2 separate regions of the Homo sapiens genome follow, and region 1 is linked to region 2. Evidence: read pairs that join two places in POLR2A ChIA-PET (ENCODE). Cell type or tissue: OCI-LY7. All regions are shown on one strand. Each heading gives the region's core, and the rest is flanking DNA. Links, peaks and the distances in the headings are about the cores only.

Evidence for each region. Peaks named below come from ENCODE experiments on the same cell type or tissue, not always from the same donor. Only the 100,000 strongest peaks of a DNase experiment are listed, where the experiment ranks them.
Region 1: POLR2A ChIA-PET joins it to region 2 with 7 read pairs; 4 of 35 experiments call an interaction of 5 or more read pairs at or near these places.

The regions. Positions count from the first base shown.
Region 1 is chr2:207,790,625-207,795,323 of GRCh38, reverse strand. No RefSeq gene overlaps it. Among named protein-coding and RNA genes, the nearest start is that of FZD5, 23 kb to the right of the region's middle. In OCI-LY7, for the core only: no CTCF peak of the experiment used is centred there; no DNase peak of the experiment used is centred there.
Region 2 is chr2:207,616,985-207,621,496 of GRCh38, reverse strand. The region is part of intron 3 of METTL21A (methyltransferase 21A, HSPA lysine); the gene reads left to right. Among named protein-coding and RNA genes, the nearest start is that of METTL21A, 6.2 kb to the left of the region's middle. RefSeq lists an enhancer at 1,595-1,684. In OCI-LY7, for the core only: no CTCF peak of the experiment used is centred there; DNase peaks (open chromatin) are centred at 1,416 and 1,676; H3K4me3 peaks cover 1,538 bases; H3K27ac peaks cover 2,025 bases.

The DNA of each region.
Region 1 (4,699 bases), core at 1,301-3,800, 170 kb before region 2:
ACCCCATCTGTACTAAAAATACAAAATTAGCCGGGCACGGTGGCACATGCCTGTAGACCCAGCTACTTGGGAGGCTGAGGCAGGAGAATCACTTGAACCTGGGAGGTGGATATTGCAGTGAGCCTAGATCGAGCCAGTGCACTCCAGCCTGGGTGACAGAGCAAGACTCCGTCTAAAAAAAAAAAAGAAAGAAAGAAAGAAGAGGGGGCTGAGGAGATGGGAGCCTGGGATGAGGTGGGATGGAAGGGTGTGGCTCTTCAAAAGAAAAACAATTCAGAAAAAAACAGTATCTTCAAAATGTTCTTTTACCCATTAGTGGCATCCACAAAATCTTTCTGAGGGCTCTAACATGGAAAAATAGTTAATATTAAAACAGAAGAACAGGAAATTGTTGAGATTCAGAAACGGCTGTTTTCAATTTTGTAGCTTCTTCCTCTCCCATTGCCAGTTACAGTGTGAGGTACAGGGTGAGCCCATTACACAGAATTACATTCATATATGCCCAGAAAAGGTCTCTGGAAGGTTATTGCATGAAAGAATGAATAGCAGTTAACTCAGAGATGTGAAATTTGAATATGGGGAAATAAGAATAATTTTTGCTGGCCGGGTGCGGTGGCTCACGCCTGTAATCCCAGCACTTTGGGAGGCCAAGGTGGGCGGATCACTTGAGGTCTGGAGTTAGAAACCAGCATGACCAACACGGAGAAACCCCATTTCTACTAAAAATAGAAAATTAGCCGGGCGTGGTGGCGCATGCCTGTAATCCCAGCTACTCCAGAGGCTGAGGCAGGAGAATTGCTGGAACTCAGGAGGCGGAGTTTGTGGTGAGCTGAGATTGTGCCATTGCACTCCAGCCTGGGCAACAAGAGTGAAACTCCGTCCCCGCCCCCCAAAAAGGAATAATTTTTGCTTACTTCTTTACTTCTATATAGTTTTGCAACAGTCATGTACTACCTTTTCCCCCATCTTTCAAATGTAGTTAGAACTTATGATATCCAAGTGCACAGATCTTGTGTACAATTTGGTCAGTTCTAACAAATGCTTACATCTGTGTAACCTACACACCTATCAAGATATGGAACATTTTTCGCTGGGCACAGTGGCTCACACCTGTAATCCCAGTGCTTTGAGAGGCTGAGGCAGACAGATCACCTGAGGTTAGGAGTTCAAAACCAGCCTGGCCAACATGGTGAAACCCCGTCTCTACTAAAAATACAAAAAATTAGCTGTTCATGGTGGTGGGAGCCTGTAATCCCAGCTACTCAGGAGGCTGAGGCAGGAGAATTGCTTGAACCCAGGAGGCAGAGGTTGCAGTAAGCCGAGATCCTGTCACTGCACTCCAGCTTGGGCGACAGAGAGAGACTCTGTCTCAAAAAAACAAAACAAAACAAAACCCAAAAAGCAGGATATGGAACATTTTTAAGATGAACCCAAAAAACTTTCCTCATGCCCCTTTCCAAGTAATCGTCTTCTCCTTCTGTCCTCTGTGCATCTTCCTATCCTTCCAGCCCCTGCAAGCAAACATGGACCTGATTTCTAGTTTTGCATGATCTAGAACATCGTGTAAGCAGAGTCATATGGCATGTACTCTTGTCTCTAGCTTCTTTCACTCAACATAATTTCTTAAGCTTCATTCATGCGGTCATATGGATCGGTAGTTTGTTCCTTTTTTTTTTTTTTTTTTTGAGACAGAGTCTTGTTTTGTCGCCCAGGCTGGAGTGCAGTGGCGCGATCTCGGCTCACTGGAAACTCCGCCTCCCAGGTTCAAGCGATCCTCCTGCCTCAGCCTCCCGAGTAGCTGGGATTATAGGTGTGGGCCACCACGTCCAGCTAATTTTTGTATTTTTAGTAGAGATGGCGTTTCACCATGTTGGTCAGGCTGGTCTCGAACCCCTGACCTCATGATCTGCCTGCCTCAGCCTCCCAAAGTGCTGGGATTACAGGCACGAGCCACTGCGCCCGGCTAGTTTGTTCTTTTTTATTGATGAGTAATAACCTGTTGCATGGATCTACCACAATTTGCGTATTCATCTGTCAGTTGACACCTGGACTGTTTTCAGTTTTTGATTATTACAAATAAAAATACAGAGAAAGGCCGGGTGCGGTGGCTCATGCCTGTAATCCCAGCACTTTGGGAGGGTGAGGCAGGCAGATCACCTGAGGTCAGGAGTTCAAGACCAGCCTGGCCAACACGGCAAAACCCTATCTCTACTAAAAATACAAAAATTTGCCGGGCATGGTGGCACACGCTTGTAATCCCAGCTACTCAGGAGGCTGAAACAGAAGAATTGCTTGAACCCAGGAGGCAGAGGTTGCCGTGAGCTGAGATCGCACCACTGCACACTCCAGCCTGAGCGACAGAGCAAGACTCTGTCTCTAAAAAACAAACACAGCAAAAAAAAAAAAAAAAAAAAAAACAAAAAAAAAAAACATGTCTAAGTCTTTTTGAAGATAGGTGTTTTTCCTCTCTTGGGTGAATGTCTAGGAGCAGAATGGCTGGATTAAAGCTGACTGTTTTCCACATTCTTCCTGTCACTCAGTACCTCAAGATTCACTGCCTGGACAAAATGGAGGCAAAGAGAGTTTGGGGGAAAATATAAGCTGGAATGGGAGGCGGCAGCATTTTAGAGTAGGAGATACCAGGAACTTGGATTTGTAAGACCTCAGCCAGCTCTCGCTTCTCCTGGGACTGACTTTGTCTTTGGTGAGTCAATCATTCAGGACCCCAGTCCCCTCATGTGTAAAGAGAGCAGTCATGCTAAAGAGCTCCAAGTAGGAGCACACATTTTCAAAGGTAGATGCCCCAGGAATGAAGCTGGGCCATTAGCCAACTCCTTGCCCCGTCTTGGAGGTGAGAAGACGTGGTCAGGCTCCCCACCACTGAGTCCAAGTGAGGAAAATGGCATGTTCAGCATGGCTTTCTGGAGGTGGCTAGGGAAGAACAAACCAGTGACTCATCTAGATCCAGGAAGTTCTGTCTTTGTTCAGCCTCCAGCTCACAGTTGAGCTGTGGCGGGGTGGGGGGGGGTGGGGGGAGGGGGGGAAGGGGGAGGAGATTCCGGTCTTCTGCACCTCCTTCTATGTAATCTGGAAAGTAAGCTTGGATTCTAGTCCCGGCCCACTACTAACCAAGGGAGCTTGGACAAGCCACCTAACATCCAGGCACTTCAGGGAGCTTCCATTCAGCAACATGTATAAAGCAGTCCCATAATAAAATAAGGAAATGTGTTATTAGAAGTGACAATGAGAAATGCTGAGGACTAAGGTTTGGGGATGTAGAGATAAGCAATTCATGAAACTCTGCAAACAGCAACTTCCCATCTCTCCCGGTTTTCTCTCTCAATATCTTTATTTCCAGTTCCCCAGTCAAATGCAACAGCTCCCCCAGCCACCCCCACCGCGCCCAACCCCTCTTGCCCCCCCGCCCCCCACCCCCCACACCAGTGAATGCCTGCTAGGCTCCAGGTGTTTATCTGGACTGGAATGCCCCCATCCCTGGAGGGTCAAATACTTCTTGCCAGGTAATAGAGCTCCAGGAGGACAGGGTTGGACGCTAAGAGAGGCAGGCCTGGGCTGGAATGCTGACTCCACTTGCTAGTGGGCAGATGTGGAACTGGGAGTTACCTCATCTCATTTTCCCCAGGTACAAAGTGGAGCCAGTGCTACCTTCCTTGGAGGAGTCTTTTGAGGACTAAATTAAAAGCTATAGTTTAGCATCATGCTAGTACATCATAGGTGCTGAAATAAACATTTGCACTGAATAAAAGTAAAGAACGATCCATGGATGTTTTTGGGGAGCTGTGAAAATAATTTGTTTAGGGAAGTGTTAGATATGGATCAGAGATCATGAGCTCCATGAATTTAAGGGACCCTGTCCTTCAGGTTTATCTGGCACAGTGCGTGGCATATCACTGGCACTTGATAGTACTTGTCCAATGAATTATTCCATAAGGAAGACCTTGGATAGCAAATTGTTCAATTTGCAAATCCAGTGATTGTTTTGTCCTTTTATTTAACAGTGATTACATGCTAATCTCCAGGGCAGGCTCTGAGAAAGGCACAGAAGCCAGACCCTGCCTTCTTAGGGGTGCTGCATAAAAGCCAGGTTTCATGATGTTAGGGATGAGGATTTGGCTGGGGAGTGGAAAAACTGGAGCACAAGGGACACTGATGGGTGGGAGGCTAGCCGGGAGGCTCTAGCTGTGGCTGGACAGGACCAGGCAAGGCTGGGAATGTGGCCAGAGGCACTGGTTTGAGAGATAGTACCAGGGGAGAGTTCTCAACTGGTGGAGGAAGGGAGACCTCAAGACAAGTTCAGGTTTTTGTAGACAGATTTTCTAGCCATGTGCTTGGCCACTGGAGAGTAGAACCTTCCTTGCCATGGTGGTGACAAGTTGTTGTGTCTTGGGGAGAAAGCCTCCCCTATTCCAGAAGGGCAGTGGGCTGGTGTGAAAGACCTCCACAGATGGGACTCCCAACCTTCTGGGAGTCCATCTGATTCTGCAGAGCAGGGGGTTTCCTGATGTTCCTGGGATATGGTAGAAACTTCAACTGCCCCTCTCCCTGCTCCACTCTGTCCTGCTCACAACAGGGTAGACTGATATTCACACTGATAGAGAGCACTTTTCCAGGGAAACCCCAAATGCCATAGCCTGAGGCCCAAGGCCTAGAGGCTTTCTGAAGAGGGTAGGAACTGGGC
Region 2 (4,512 bases), core at 47-2,546:
TCAAGGAGAATAATCTTACCCATGTATAGAGTTTTTTTCACATTCAGGGGCTTTCTTTCCCATACACTATCTGATTTAACCCTGTGAGGGAGATAGAGCAGATAGTCTTTTCTTCATTGCTGAGGAAACTTTGCTGGTTTTTCTCTTGTAGGGAGGGCTAGCCCCCACTATAGTTTGTACTGACTTCTTATTTTTAAAATTGTATGAACAGTATACAGTTCTGACTTGATATCAAAGTTTGTCATTTTAAAATTTGGTATACACACATTAATTGAGGCTTGGAGCTAGAGCATTTTTAGGCTTCATTGTTATTTTTATTATTGACTATTGACTCATTTCTATAACTTCTGACATATATAGTTCAAGCTATCTAATCATAAGGGTAGACCAGCTTTCAAGATACAATGTATAATGTTTATCACTTCCATATTGTCACCTGGTGCTCTTGTTAAAATGCAGATTCTGATTTGGCAGGGCTGGACCAGGGCCTGGGAACCTGCATTTCTAACAAGCAGTAGAAATGTCAGTAGTGATGCCGACACTGCTGGTTCTCAGACTACACTTGGGTAGGAAGGATCCAGGATTCCAGAGTATTCTAAACCCATCGCATTGTCTACAGATATTTGAGGACCAGCTAAAGCCCCTCTTTTGTCCTGCCTGTTTTCCAGAAACCCAATACTTTTTCACTATTTCTTTTTCTGCTTAGCTGCTGCTTTCCAAAATTCGACAGGGAGCATGGGCAGGGGTGGTGGTTGAAAGTCTGTGTAAATTGACAGAGGTTTCCGTCCGTCTTCAACCACAGCACTTAAGTCATCGATGAAGCCCTTGCTGGTACACTGCCTTTTATTCTTTTCAGGTGAGCCTTAGAACATTCCCGTGTATGTTAGGTATTATTTTTAATTTTCATTTTTCAAACAAAGCTGGGATTCTGGGAGATGAAGCTACTTTCTGAAGTCCTGATCACTGGAGATCTGGGACTCAAAACCAGGCTTGTTAGACACAGTTAGTTGTTTTATTTTATTTTATTTTATTTTATTTTATTTATTTATTTTTTGAGATGGAGTCTCACTCTGTTGCCCAGGCTGGAGTGCAGTGGCATGATCTCGGCTCACTGCAACCTCCGCCTCCCGGGTTCAAGCAATTCTCCTGCCTTAGTTTCCCTAGTAGCTGGGACTACAGGCATGTGCCACCACGCCCAGCTAATTTTTTATTTTTGGTAGAGATGGGGTTTTACCATGTTGGCCAGGCTGGTCTCGAACTCCTGACCTCAGGTGATCTGCCCACCTTGGCCTCCCAAAGTGCTGGGATTACAGGAGTGAGCCACCGTGCCTGGCCTGTTTTATTTTTTTCTGTAACACCAACTTCTCTCTCTGCTGATATAAGAGTTACTATAAGGGGAAATGAGGTTTCTTCTGTTTCCTCCTGAGAACCAGGGCTTCATGCAAAACTTTCTTGGCTGGTGTATAGACATGTTAGTGTAGCAAAGTGCATAGGCTTAGTTATACTTGGTTTTGACATTTCTTTTCATTCTTACTAGTCGTGTGACCTTGGGCAAGTTGCTTAACCTTTAAACATTGATTACCCCATCTGTACATTGTGCATAATAGTAATATTTACTCCACAGTGAGGAACCAATGAGATTGCGTGTATAACATCTGCTGGCTCACTGAGTGACACAAAGGAAGTGCTCCACGAGTGTTGATTACTCTCTGAGTAACTGCTTTTTCTGATCTAGCAATCTGGTTCTCTGGGGTTGGGAAAGTCAGAATAAGATATTTCAGATACCACCAGAGTTACCATTAGCATTTTGGTATGTTTTGTTTCTCTCCATCTGTATTTTTAATCATAGTTGTAATTATGATTATATATATGTAAATATATATGTCTGCGTATGTGTGTTTTGTGTATCCGTATACACACACCTATACAAATGATGTTTTCACATTATGTCATAAGCATTTCTCTGCTACTGTATGATTTTCATACTCACTATTTGTAGTCACTACAAAGTGTTAGGTTGGAGAAGTTTTGCTGTTGGAGCCTGAGGGTAAGAAAATGTTAGTCTCTTCAAAATAGAATCAGTGAGTACTAGAATAGGTAGTGATTTTGAAATGTCAGGAAGAGATTAATTATTATTCTTTTTAAAGTATATTCTCTTTTTGTAACCTTAGTCATTTATTCCTGAATTTGGGGAGAACCCACCAGAAGCCTGGCGGTCCACTGTGGATGGGGCAATAAACAGGCTGGCAGGTGTCTCCGGAAGCTTACGTTCTGAGTTTAGTGGGTAGAGGTAAAGAAAGAAGATTAAAAAAAAAAAAAAAAAGCGGTGCTATGTAGATATTAATATAGGGTGATGAGACTTTCCTGTTAAAAACCAGCTGCTAATTCCTGAGTAGTTCCTGTGTTCTGAGGACTGTGCATTACACCCTTTCATTCTCACAGTCACCCTGCATGGTAAGTAGGCCTTACCTACTTATAGCGCCCTTCCAGTGGTGAAAGGGAGGCTTCTTGGAGGGTAAGTAACTTGCCTGAGGTCACAAAGCTAATGGATTGTGCTTAGAATTTGAATCCAATCTGACTCTCAAATCCTCGTTCTTAGTTTGAAAATCTCCCTGGTCTTATGGTACTTGGAACTGTAGCAGTCCCCCCTCACCTGTGATCACTTTCCCTGGCTTCAGTTACCCACTGTCAGCCTTGGTCTGAAAACAGGTGACTAGAGTATGATAAGATATTTTTTAGAGAGAGAGAGAGACCACATTCACATACCTTTTGTTGTTGTTGTTGTTTTTGAGATGGAGTCTCACTCTGTCACCCAGGCTGGAGTGCAGTGGTGCGATCTCGGCTCACTTCAATCTCTGCCCCCGCCTCCGGGTTCTAGCGATTCTCCTGCCTCAGCCCATTGAGTAGCTGGGATTACAGGCACCTGCCTCTGCACCAGGCTAATTTTTTTTTGTATTTTTAATAGAGATGGGGTTTCACCATTTTGGCCAGGCTGGTCTTGAACTCCTGACCTTGTGATCCACCCATAACTTTTATTATGGTATATTGTTATAATTATCTTGTTTTATTATTTATTGTTTATCTCTTACTGTGTATAATGTAGAAATTAAACTTTACCATAGGTATATACATATTGGAAAAAGCATCTTATATACAGGGTTTGTTACTATCTGTGGTTTCAGGCATCCACTGGGGGTCTTGGAACATATCCCTTGCAGATAAGAGGGAACTGCTGTATCCATAGAATAAAAACACCCCATCTTGAAGATAGGAGGATTCTGTAAATTGGGATGGGGTCAGGGAATCTGAATTTTAAAAGTTTCCCATGTGATTTGATGCCCAGCCAAGGCTGGGGACCACTGTCTTGAAATATAATGCTGAGGAAGATACTGTCTTTGATTTTCCTGTAATTCGAGTGCAAATCTCAGCTGAACTTATGGCTTGTGTGTTTAACTGAAAGCTGGATATCTATACCTGGCTATTTCCCAGCACCTCAAATGGTATCTGTTTAAAGCCAAACTCTTTTCTTTCTAAACTTGTTCTTCCTCCTTTATTCTGAGTTGGCATCACCTTCTAAGTAGTCACCGCCCCCACCCAACTCCTTGACTCCCCGTCTACCTCCCCTACCCCTTGGAGTCCCACTGATTCCGTCTTTTAACTATTTCCTGGATCTGTCTCTCTCTGTCCACTCCCACTGCCTGGCTTGAGCTCTCATCATCTGTCACCTGCCTGCATGATCACATCACTCTTCCACCTGGCCTGTCTGCCTCTGTTTCGTCTTTTTAAACCTATTTTCTCAATAGCTGTCAGAGTGGCCCATCTGAAATGCAAAATTGATGGCATGACCTGTGCTTGAACACTTGTTTGCCTTCCCACTGCCTGCCTGCAGGCTAAATCCCAGGCGTCTTAGTAAGGCTTTGTTATCGCATCCTGCCTGACTCTTCAGCCTCACTTTTTCTCAGCAAGATTGGAGTGCATGAAGTTCCTGGGACACACATCCTGCTCTGGCCTGTCCCATCTGCCTTGGATGCCCTTTCTTCACACCTTTTCCTTGGTTCATGCCTCATCTTTTAAGCGTAAGCTCAGATTTCCCTTCCTTTGGGATTTTTTCTTTGACCTCTGCTCCTCTTGAAGAATTTCTCCTTTGTGACCTCATGATTTCCTGCGCACACTCATGTTTCTATTATTTTTCTTCCCACACTGCATCACAACTGTGTTTATGTGTCTCTCCCACATGAGACTTTTGAGCTGTGGGTAAGGACTTTCTTCCTCATCTTTGTATCTCTAGCACATAGTATGTGCTCGAATGTTTGCATAAATAAGGTGTTATAAAACTAAAACGAAAACTGATGACACATGTTTATACATTCTTTTCCCATTACTAATGGACAGCATACTGTGTTGTCCTATTGGGTCAGTCTCCACTAGTCTTTTCTGAACTAAATACTGTCTCACCCTCCTTACCCAGCATAAATCTCACAGGCAGTCATTTTATCACCATCTTCATGTACG